3 separate regions of the Homo sapiens genome follow, and all the other regions are linked to region 1. Evidence: chromatin contacts called from ENCODE Hi-C or POLR2A ChIA-PET data. All regions are on one chromosome and are shown on one strand. Each heading gives the region's core, a stretch centred on a gene start or an enhancer-like site at or near the end of the contact. The rest is flanking DNA. Distances are from core to core; before and after follow the strand shown.

Region 1 (2,863 bases), core at 258-2,757:
TGAGAGGCGGGGAACTGCCAAGGCGGTCCTTGCGCCTTGCAAGATGCATCTACACCTAAGCCTATTCGGGCATACAAACCTGAGCTGCTCCCAGCCCATACCGGGCTTTTGTATGAATTAGAAAAAGCTTCCCCGGGCCGGGAGAGGTGGCTCACGCCTGTAATCCTAACACTTTGGGAGGCCGAGGCGGGTGGATCACCTGAGGTCAGGAGTTTGAGACCAGCCTGCCCGATGAAACCGCTTCTCTACTAAAAATACAAAAAATTAGTCGGGCGTCGTGGCAGGCGCCTGTAATCCCAGCTACTTGGGAGGCTGAGGCAGGAGAATCGCTTAAACCCGGGAGGTGGAGGTTGCAGTGACCTGAGATCACACCACTGCCCTCCAGCCTGGGCAACAAGAGCAAAACTCCATCTCAAAAAGAAAAGAAAAAGGTGCCCGAGCACAGTGGGCACTGCATTTCACTAGCTTCCTAGGCCGGCTGGGAACTCTTGTGGAGGCCACCTGGGGCTGGCAGAGGCAGGCAGATCCCCTCGATAAGAGGAAACCCAGGCTCAGAGAGGGGAAGCGACTTGCCCAAAGCCCACGGTCAATTATGGGAGGAGTTTAGGAGCCAGGGGAAGTCCCTCTACTCCCTGTCCAACGCTCCTTCCTCTCCACAGTCCTGCCTGGATGGAGTTCATCATCTCCAGGAAAGACAGGGACCTCAATAGGGAAGGTGAGGAGGTCAGGGCCGGTATCCTGAGTTCAGCAGGATCTCAAGAGTCCAGGAGGAATACTCCTCCCGCCTGCGGCCCCTGCCCCTCTGAGGTCGCGCTTCCCTGTCTCCTTTGTACTCACCGATCCAGGGGCGAAGTCCCTGCCCATTCGATCTAGCCGCTGCTTGGGGCTTTCACCACACGTGCCCACCAGTGTGACAGAGATGTTGTCCAGTGTGCCGGCCCTCAGGTAGGGACCAGTGGTCACACACAGGCGGTACACTGCCATGATGGGAAGGAGGAAGGGATGCCCCGGCAACGCTGGCCGCAGCAGCAGCCGGCCTGGAGGAGAAGAGCGGCACGCCGGACAGGGCTGGGTTTCTGGGCGGAGGGCTAGGGGCTGCGGGGCTGGGTAGGGCTGAGGATGGGCCCAGCTCTCTCTGGGATGTTCCTGGGCTTTCTCTCTCCGAAGCTCCCTGCTGGCGGCTCGGGCTTCCTCTCTCCGCCCACAGTCTTGCACTCTAATACTTGTTTGCTTGCCTCTGACACAGCCGGTCCCTCTGGCTGGCTCACCCAGATGGATATCAGGAGCCTGGGTTCCACTGCGGAGGGAGGGATCAGATGCTGAGATGGAGAAAAGGAGGTAACGCCTGTATAATTGGGACACTGCCCTCCGCCTGGTCAGCGGCCCGGACTGATGCCCTGGAGTGCTTGTCCGCCCACTCCCCAATGTCCCCCAAGATCTGTTCCTCCCCATTCCCAGGCAGAGATGAGCACAGGGCACCTGCATTCCTACGTGTGAATCATCCGTGTGAATCACTAAACAGTGGAGAGTTGCACTTGGTCATAAATCACACGTGACTGCAGCCACACGCAGGTGAGTCGCACACGCATTCCAGCACATGTCAAATGGTCAGGAACAGCTCCCTGTCACCCCATACACCGATCCCCCCACGCATGGCCCTCTTTGTCCCCAGCCTTTGGCACGCCCGACCTCATTCTCTGCTCTGGAGTAGGGCAGGTCAGGAAAGCGAAATACAGCGCCGGCAAACAGGGTCTGAATGCCCCGCGTGGCATTCTTTCCGCTCCAGGACCGCCCTGGGCCTGCAGGATCCTGGGCGGGAGCCCAGGTGTCCGGGATCTGGGCCACTAGGGACTGGGGAGGAACCTCTCAGAGAAGCCCATAGCCCGCAGCGGCCCCGCGCGGCCGGTTCCGGCGCCGCACTGTTCCAGCCTCTACTATGGTACAGTCCCTGCGTCGCAGCCTCGGCGGGGGCTCTAAGAACGGGAGGCAGAAAAAGCTCAATCAGCAGCAGGCGAGCTTCACCCGCTGCTTCCAAATCTGTGCCAAAATATTCTATGCTGCACAGATAAAATCCTCTGTCGGTTCTACAAGCCTGGCTTTTCCTATAGAGAACCCTCTTATAAGCAAAAAGTAAAGCTCTCGTGAAGAGCCCGGATAGCTCAGTCGGTAGAGCATCAGACTTTTAATCTGAGGGTCCAGGGTTCAAGTCCCTGTTCGGGCGGCATGTCTTTGCTTTTGGGTACCGCACTTCGCATAAAATGGTAACAAAAATAGTTACTAGTTTTTAAAGCTAGGTGATACAGAAACTTGATTTCCACAAAATACAGCAAACGACGGTGGAGGGTAATAAACATACTTTAAAACAGTACAAACGCGAGCCGTATTATCGAATTTACATTTTCTGGTAGCCACATTACAAAGAATAAAAAGCAAGCGAAATTAATTTCACGGATCTATTTTACTTACCCTAATATACCAAAATCTTATTTTAACATATAATCAACATTCTAAAAATATTAATGAAATTTTAAGTCTTTTTGTTTGTACAAAGCCTTCCTTCAAAAGAAGATGTGTATTTAGAAGCTGGCAATACATCTGAATTCATATATTTCAAGTGCTCGATAACGGTGTCTACCATATCCAACAGCAGACTTTGTTTTGTTTTCGTTTTAAGTGACGGGTGTGGAAGACACGCAAAATAGAATGTCCAGTAATGTACACAATCTTGAAAGACACCACGAGGGAGGTTCCATGGTGTAATGGTTAGCACTCTGGACTCTGAATCCAGCGATCCGAGTTCAAATCTCGGTGGAACCTTGAAGCTTTTCTTTTAATATCAGCATGTTGAATATTGTTAATTGAT
Region 2 (2,863 bases), core at 1-2,500, 840 kb before region 1:
AGGAGGAATCGAGCCTGACTTCTACCATAGGGGTGACTGGGCGGGTAATTCATTGAAATAAGGAAGTTAGGAGGAGGAGCAGGTTTGGACATGCTGATCACTAGAGCTGCCACATCCGGGCGGTAACGAACACCTGGATCTGCAGCTCCAGAGAAGGGCCTGGGTCAGATGTCACTGAAGCCCTATGGTGGCGGAAAGGCGAGAAATAGTGGGTTGAGATTCCAAGTGCAATCCACTGCGGCTCCTCGCTCGCCCTCCAGGTGGCAGCACAACCCTGCGCTTCCGAAGCCCGTTTTCTGAGCCAGACACTCTCCACGCTCTGGGTATTTCGGCTTCTCTCTCCCCACACGCCGACCCTAGGTCGCGCACTTTCTGCCTGGCAGAATTTGGCCGAGGATCCAAACCCGGAGCAGCCTCCAGAGAGCGTGTCGTTCACGCGGCCAGCATATGCTCAGAGACCTCAGAGGCTCAGAGACCTCAGGGCTGGTGGTGTGGTCGGTTGTGACCACTTGTCCCTCGGACCGGCTCCAGGAACCAACCTGGGGAATGTGTGTAGGGGAAGGGCGGGATAGACAGTGCCCGGAGCAGGGAGGCGCTGAAAGACAGGACCAAGCAGCCCGGCCACCAGACCCGTTGTGGGAACGGAATTTCCTGGCCCCCAGGGCCACACTCGCGTGGGAAGCATGTCGCGGACTCTTTAAGGCGTCATCTCCCTGTCTCTCCGCCCCCGCCTGGGACAGGCCGGGACGCCCGGGACCTGACATTTGGAGGCTCCCAACGTGGGAGCTAAAAATAGCAGCCCCGGGTTACTTTGGGGCATTGCTCCTCTCCCAACCCGCGCGCCGGCTCGCGAGCCGTCTCAGGCCGCTGGAGTTTCCCCGGGGCAAGTACACCTGGCCCGTCCTCTCCTCTCAGACCCCACTGTCCAGACCCGCAGAGTTTAAGATGCTTCTGCAGCCCGGGATCCTAGCTGGTGGGCGGAGTCCTAACACGTGGGTGGGCGGGGCCTTTTGTTCCAGGGACTCTTTTCTCAAAACTTCCCAGTCGGAGGCTGGCGGGAACCCGAGAGGCGTGTCTCGCCAGCCACGCGGAGGGGCGTGGCCTCATTGGCCCGCCCCACCAACTCCAGCCAAACTCTAAACCCCAGGCGGAGGGGGCGTGGCCTTCTGGGGTGTGCGGGCTCCTGGCCAATGGGTGCTGTGAAGGGCGTGGCCCGCGGGGGCAGGAGCGAGGTGGCGGGGGCTTCTCGCGTCTTTTCCCCCAGCCCCGCTCCACCAGATCCGCGGGAGCCCCACTGCTCTCCGGGTCCTTGGCTTGTGGCTGTGGGTCCCATCGGGCCCGCCCTCGCACGTCACTCCGGGACCCCCGCGGCCTCCGCAGGTTCTGCGCTCCAGGCCGGAGTCAGAGACTCCAGGATCGGTTCTTTCATCTTCGCCGCCCCTGCGCGTCCAGCTCTTCTAAGACGAGATGCCGTCGGGCTTCCAACAGATAGGCTCCGAAGTAGGATTCATCATGAGGGGGCGGGGCGGGGGGGCACGGGTCCCGCTTTTCTTGGGCTGGGGTCGCGGTTGGGGTCAGCTGGGGGTGGTTCCTGCGCAGGCGCAGGGGGTGAAGGTAGGGGGCTGGCTATTTATACCCGGCCTGGACAACCCGTGACTGTGAGATTCCAATCCTACCAAAAGGCAGAGTGGGTCTGGAGGGCCTTTCGGGGCACAGGCAGCAAGTGGATTCTGCGAGCCAGGGTTCACCCCCTTGCCTAGTAGGCGGCGCGGCGCTCCGGAATCGGGGACACCCTGCCCTCGATCCGACTCGGGAAAGCAGATCCAGGCGGGTCTTGCCCTCCGGGAGCTGTCCGTCCGTCTTCGCTCACGGGCAGTGTTTCGAGGACCGGAGGCTCTCCGTGGGCCCCCACCCCCACTCCTGGCCGCCCTCCAGGACGCTGAACTTTCCCTTGGCCCCATGGTTGGTGGAGGGGCAGAGGGGACTGTCAGCCCCCCCTCCTCCAGCTCAGGTTTCCGCTTGGAGACAGTCTGTGCCGCCAGCGAGCGGCCACCACTGCCACCGCCCCTCACACTACCTTCCTGCCCTCCTCCCCTGGGCATGGCTCTCCCAGGCAGAACCCCTGGACGGCCCTCCCTGCACGGAGGTTAGAGGGGGAGGGCAGGCCACGACGTAGATAGAGAAGGCCACCCCTAGATGACCGGGATGTCCTTTCTGGAACAGCACTTCTTGGTCCTGTTGGGGGCCTCCTGGAGCTGGCTGACAGAACCCCCAGAGGGGAGGGAAGAGGACAGTGGCTGATGATAATAATGCACGTGTTAATTTATGAAACCAGCACTGTCAAGGATATTGTTAACATGTGATGTTGATTTTCACAACACTCTCACAGATAGGTAGGCAAGGCAGGCAACATCACCCCCATCTCACAGAGGACACTCAGGTTCGGGGCAGGGAAGTGACTTGGCCAAGGTCACACAAATCTGAGCTCTTAAGGCCAAGCCTGTCTCAAGGTCACAGAAGAATTTTGAGACAAGTTCTCAAACATTTCTCTGCCTTATGGACCCAAACATCCAGTTTCTCCTTTATGCCCAGGTTGCAGTTCAGCTCCTGTTTACATTGAGATCTTTGTGCAATTCCTAATATGGCCCAGTTTCCCTCACCCAACATGTTGGGTGGAGCCCAGTATCTTCAGGCTCCAGCTGGGCCCGGGCCCCTAGCGGAAGGAAAAAAATCATGGTTCCATGTGACATGCTGTGTCTTTGTGTCTGCCTGTTCAGGATGGGGAACCCCCTCAGCAGCGAGTGACTGGGACCCTGGTCCTTGCTGTGTTCTCTGCGGTGCTTGGCTCCCTGCAGTTTGGGTA
Region 3 (2,863 bases), core at 128-2,627, 740 kb after region 1:
CACGTGGCCATGAAGGATAGAACCAGGGCTAGAGCCCAGATCTCAACCTGGGGCGTGGGGTCATGGCCACTTCCCCTGACGTCCGCATGCCTTCCTTTCCCCTCTGTAAACCTCACAGAACCCCCCTCTGTCTTTGTGAAATAAAATGAACACAAACTTCTGTCTGGGGCGGCCTGGGTTAATAATGAACACGGGGCAGCCTCGAAAGAAAAGAAATCTCACAGATAAAGACTAAAAGAGAAGTGTAAGATACCAGGAATTTTTGTGGCAAATGGAGAGTGCTTCTGGGCTGATTTTTAATTGAAAGTAAAATTCCCCTTTGGGAGGCTGAGGCAGGCGGATCACAAGATCAGGGATCGAGACCATCCTAGCTAACATGGTGAAACCCCGTCTCTACTAAAAATACAAAAAATTAGCTGGGTGTGGCGGCAGGTGCCAGTAATCCCAGCTACTTGGGAGGCTGAGGCAGGAGAATCGCTTGAATCCGGGAGGCAGAGGTTGCAGTGAGCTGCAATCGTGCCACTGCACACCAGCCTGGGCAACAAGAGTGAAACTCTGTCTCAAAAAAAAAAAAAAAAAAGGGAAAGTAAAATTCTAAGAAACTTTACCAGTAACTGTCAGAAAGCCTCCCTATTCATTTGCTCATTCCTTCATTCACTCACGCATTCACTCATCAAACATTTATTCAGCGTTTCTATATATTTGTGCAGGTGCTGCTTCCTTGCTCCTCCCACAGGAGACCTTTGTGGTCGATTTCCTGTCCTTTGGGGCTGCTGACCACACCAGTGTGGGGGAAGAGCCCCCAGGGGATGAGCTTGCACGTAGACAGGAAATGGAAATAGAAGCAGCTCATTCTTAAAATGCATCAACATCAAATGTGTCTTCGTTTCAGGAATGAGAAGAATTTTTTAGGAAATAAAGCTTGCCCTTTCAAGCACCAAACCATGCCTCTGAATGTTTTCTCAATTAATCTTTTTTTTTTTTTTTTTTTTTTTTTGAGACAGTTTTGCTCTTGTCGCCCAGGCTGGAGTGCAGTGACGCGATCTCGGCTCACTGCAACCTCCGCCTCCTGGGTTCAAACGATTCTCTTGCCTTAGCCTCCCTGAGGCTAGGAATTACAGGCACCCGCCGCCACCCCTGGCTAATTTTTGTATTTTTAGTAGAGACAGGGTTTCGCCATGTTAGCCAGGCTGGTCTCGAACTCCTGACCTCAGGTGATCCACCCACCTCGGCCTCCCAGAGTGCTGGGATTAGAGGCGTGAGCCAGGCGCCTGGCTGTTTTCTCAATGAGTCTCAATGGAAGCTCATTGTATGCACCGTGCCATAAAACGGTGGCGATGGCAGGAGCTATCAGTAGGCGAGGGTAGCCCTATCCTACATTGAGTGGCTGTTACTGTTTGACTTCTCATGTATGATTCCTCATTTCAGCAGCACCAGCTGTGTTCTGCACTTAGTGGGTGAGTGGAGGCTGCAGTCCAGCCCACCGCTCTGCTGGCCTTTTTGTAATTTACTCAGGCAGGGAGGGTGAGGTTTTGCAATTCATCCATCCAAAGAGGAACTTGCTGTAATTTGTCTACTCAGAGGGGTGCCTCTTTCTGATTTGAACAAAGTGCCTTCTGTGTTGGCTGCAGCCCTGCCTGGGCTGTGTCTGCTCCTCCACCCAACTGCCAGTTTGCTGAAGGCTGGGAAGCCGGAATAAGCACATGCAATTGTCTTGTATGTAAAATGAAGAAACAAAGCCTGAGAACTGATCAATGAAAAGAGCATCAAACTTCCATCCATGGACTTGCAACTTCTATTTGCTCAGAGGGCCCTCTGGCTGTCTTCTGAGTTCCTGGCAGTGTTTTGGGTGGCTGAGGTTGGTGAGTAAATCAAAGAGCCTCTTCAGAACATAATCCATGGGGCAGAAATTGCACAAGACCTGAGAGGTTAGAGATGAATGAATGAGACATAGTCCTTGCCCCCTGGGGTGCGTGGTCTACCAGTCTGTCACCTCATAATGACCGCAGGGTGGCTGTACTTGCCCAAGACCCCTGGAACAGACGTCACACACCTATGGCCCACCATTAGCACACTGAAACTGTCTCACCGCCCCATGCACGCAGCATGCTTGTGATGGTTTATGTGTCAACTTGACCAGGCCAAGGGAGGCCCAGATGGCTGGTGAAGCATTATTTCTGGAGGTGTCCATGAGGCTATTTCCAGGAAAGATGAGCATCTGAATGCAGGGAGTGAGTCAAGATCTGCCCTCAGCCATGTGGGTGGGCATCACGTGATCTGCTGAGGGCCTGAATAGGAGAAGAGGGAGGAGGAAGGGCAGATGTGCTCTCTGTGCTTCAGCTGGGACATCCATCCTGCCCTTGGACAAAATCAGCGCTCTTGGTTCTCCAGCCTTCGGACTTGGACTGAGACTGACGCCGTCATCTTCCCTGGTTCTCAGGCCTTTGGACTCAGACTGGAATTACACCACTGACTTTCCTGGGCCTCTAGTTTACAGACCACGGATTACAGACTTCTCAGCCTCCACAATCACAGGAGCCAATCCCTGCTAATACATCCTTTTGTTCTCTACCCACTCCCCACCCACCTCCCAGTCTCTCTCTCTATCCTATTTGTTGTGTTCCTCTGGAGTGGCCTGACTAATACAATGCTTAAGAAGACTAACCATTTCGCAGACTCATGTAAGAGACTCTCAGAGACTTTGCTCTGTCTAGTATATTTTTAAAATTCACTTTTCACATAAAAAACCATGCGTATGGTAAAAATCTGAAAGGCACAGATAGCTATGCAGTGAAAAGCCAGACTCCTTCTTAGCTATCCTCTGGCCCAAGGGTCCCCAAACCCCAGGCTGCGGATGGGCACT

What was found. A loop is a pair of places that touch in the nucleus more often than their neighbours do. ChIA-PET counts read pairs that join two places held with the same protein, here RNA polymerase II (POLR2A). Pooled maps may share reads with other maps.
Region 2: a pooled map shows a loop between it and region 1 (4-fold over the local background). The contact joins the promoter of SLC2A4 here to the promoter of ALOXE3 in region 1. A Hi-C loop is called at or near these places in 1 of 168 maps with a recorded cell type or tissue (posterior vena cava) and 2 of 50 pooled maps. POLR2A ChIA-PET finds 5 or more read pairs at or near these places in 2 of 52 experiments (MCF 10A and activated T-cell).
Region 3: a loop to region 1 is called in a pooled map, with 6 times the contacts of the local background. The contact joins the enhancer-like site here to the promoter of ALOXE3 in region 1. A Hi-C loop is called at or near these places in 2 of 37 single-sample maps with no recorded cell type and 4 of 50 pooled maps. POLR2A ChIA-PET finds 5 or more read pairs at or near these places in 1 of 52 experiments (A673).

What each region holds. Positions count from the first base shown.
Region 1 is chr17:8,117,007-8,119,869 of GRCh38, forward strand. ALOXE3 (arachidonate epidermal lipoxygenase 3) reads right to left here and starts at 1,508. Exons shown (of 16, transcript NM_021628.3): 1 at 1,480-1,508; 2 at 838-1,297. The coding sequence starts at 984. It overlaps TRK-TTT3-5 (tRNA-Lys (anticodon TTT) 3-5), which reads left to right and starts at 2,149; the gene lies at 2,149-2,221. It overlaps TRQ-CTG1-5 (tRNA-Gln (anticodon CTG) 1-5), which reads left to right and starts at 2,746; the gene lies at 2,746-2,817. RefSeq lists enhancers at 674-1,873, 1,595-1,674, 1,755-1,824, 1,975-2,074 and silencers at 2,595-2,644, 2,775-2,863.
Region 2 is chr17:7,280,468-7,283,330 of GRCh38, forward strand. SLC2A4 (solute carrier family 2 member 4) reads left to right here and starts at 1,251. Exons shown (of 11, transcript NM_001042.3): 1 at 1,251-1,500; 2 at 2,778-2,863. The coding sequence starts at 1,468. RefSeq lists a silencer at 1,215-1,364 and an enhancer at 1,497-2,484.
Region 3 is chr17:8,857,339-8,860,201 of GRCh38, forward strand. All of the region lies in intron 1 of PIK3R6 (phosphoinositide-3-kinase regulatory subunit 6), which reads right to left. Among named protein-coding and RNA genes, the nearest start is that of PIK3R6, 8.9 kb to the right of the region's middle. RefSeq lists an enhancer at 2,102-2,361. Within about 2 kb of position 1,378, at least 8 of the 41 ENCODE cell types and tissues checked have a DNase peak (open chromatin) inside an H3K27ac peak, as active enhancers do; they include A673, where a contact is called at or near this core.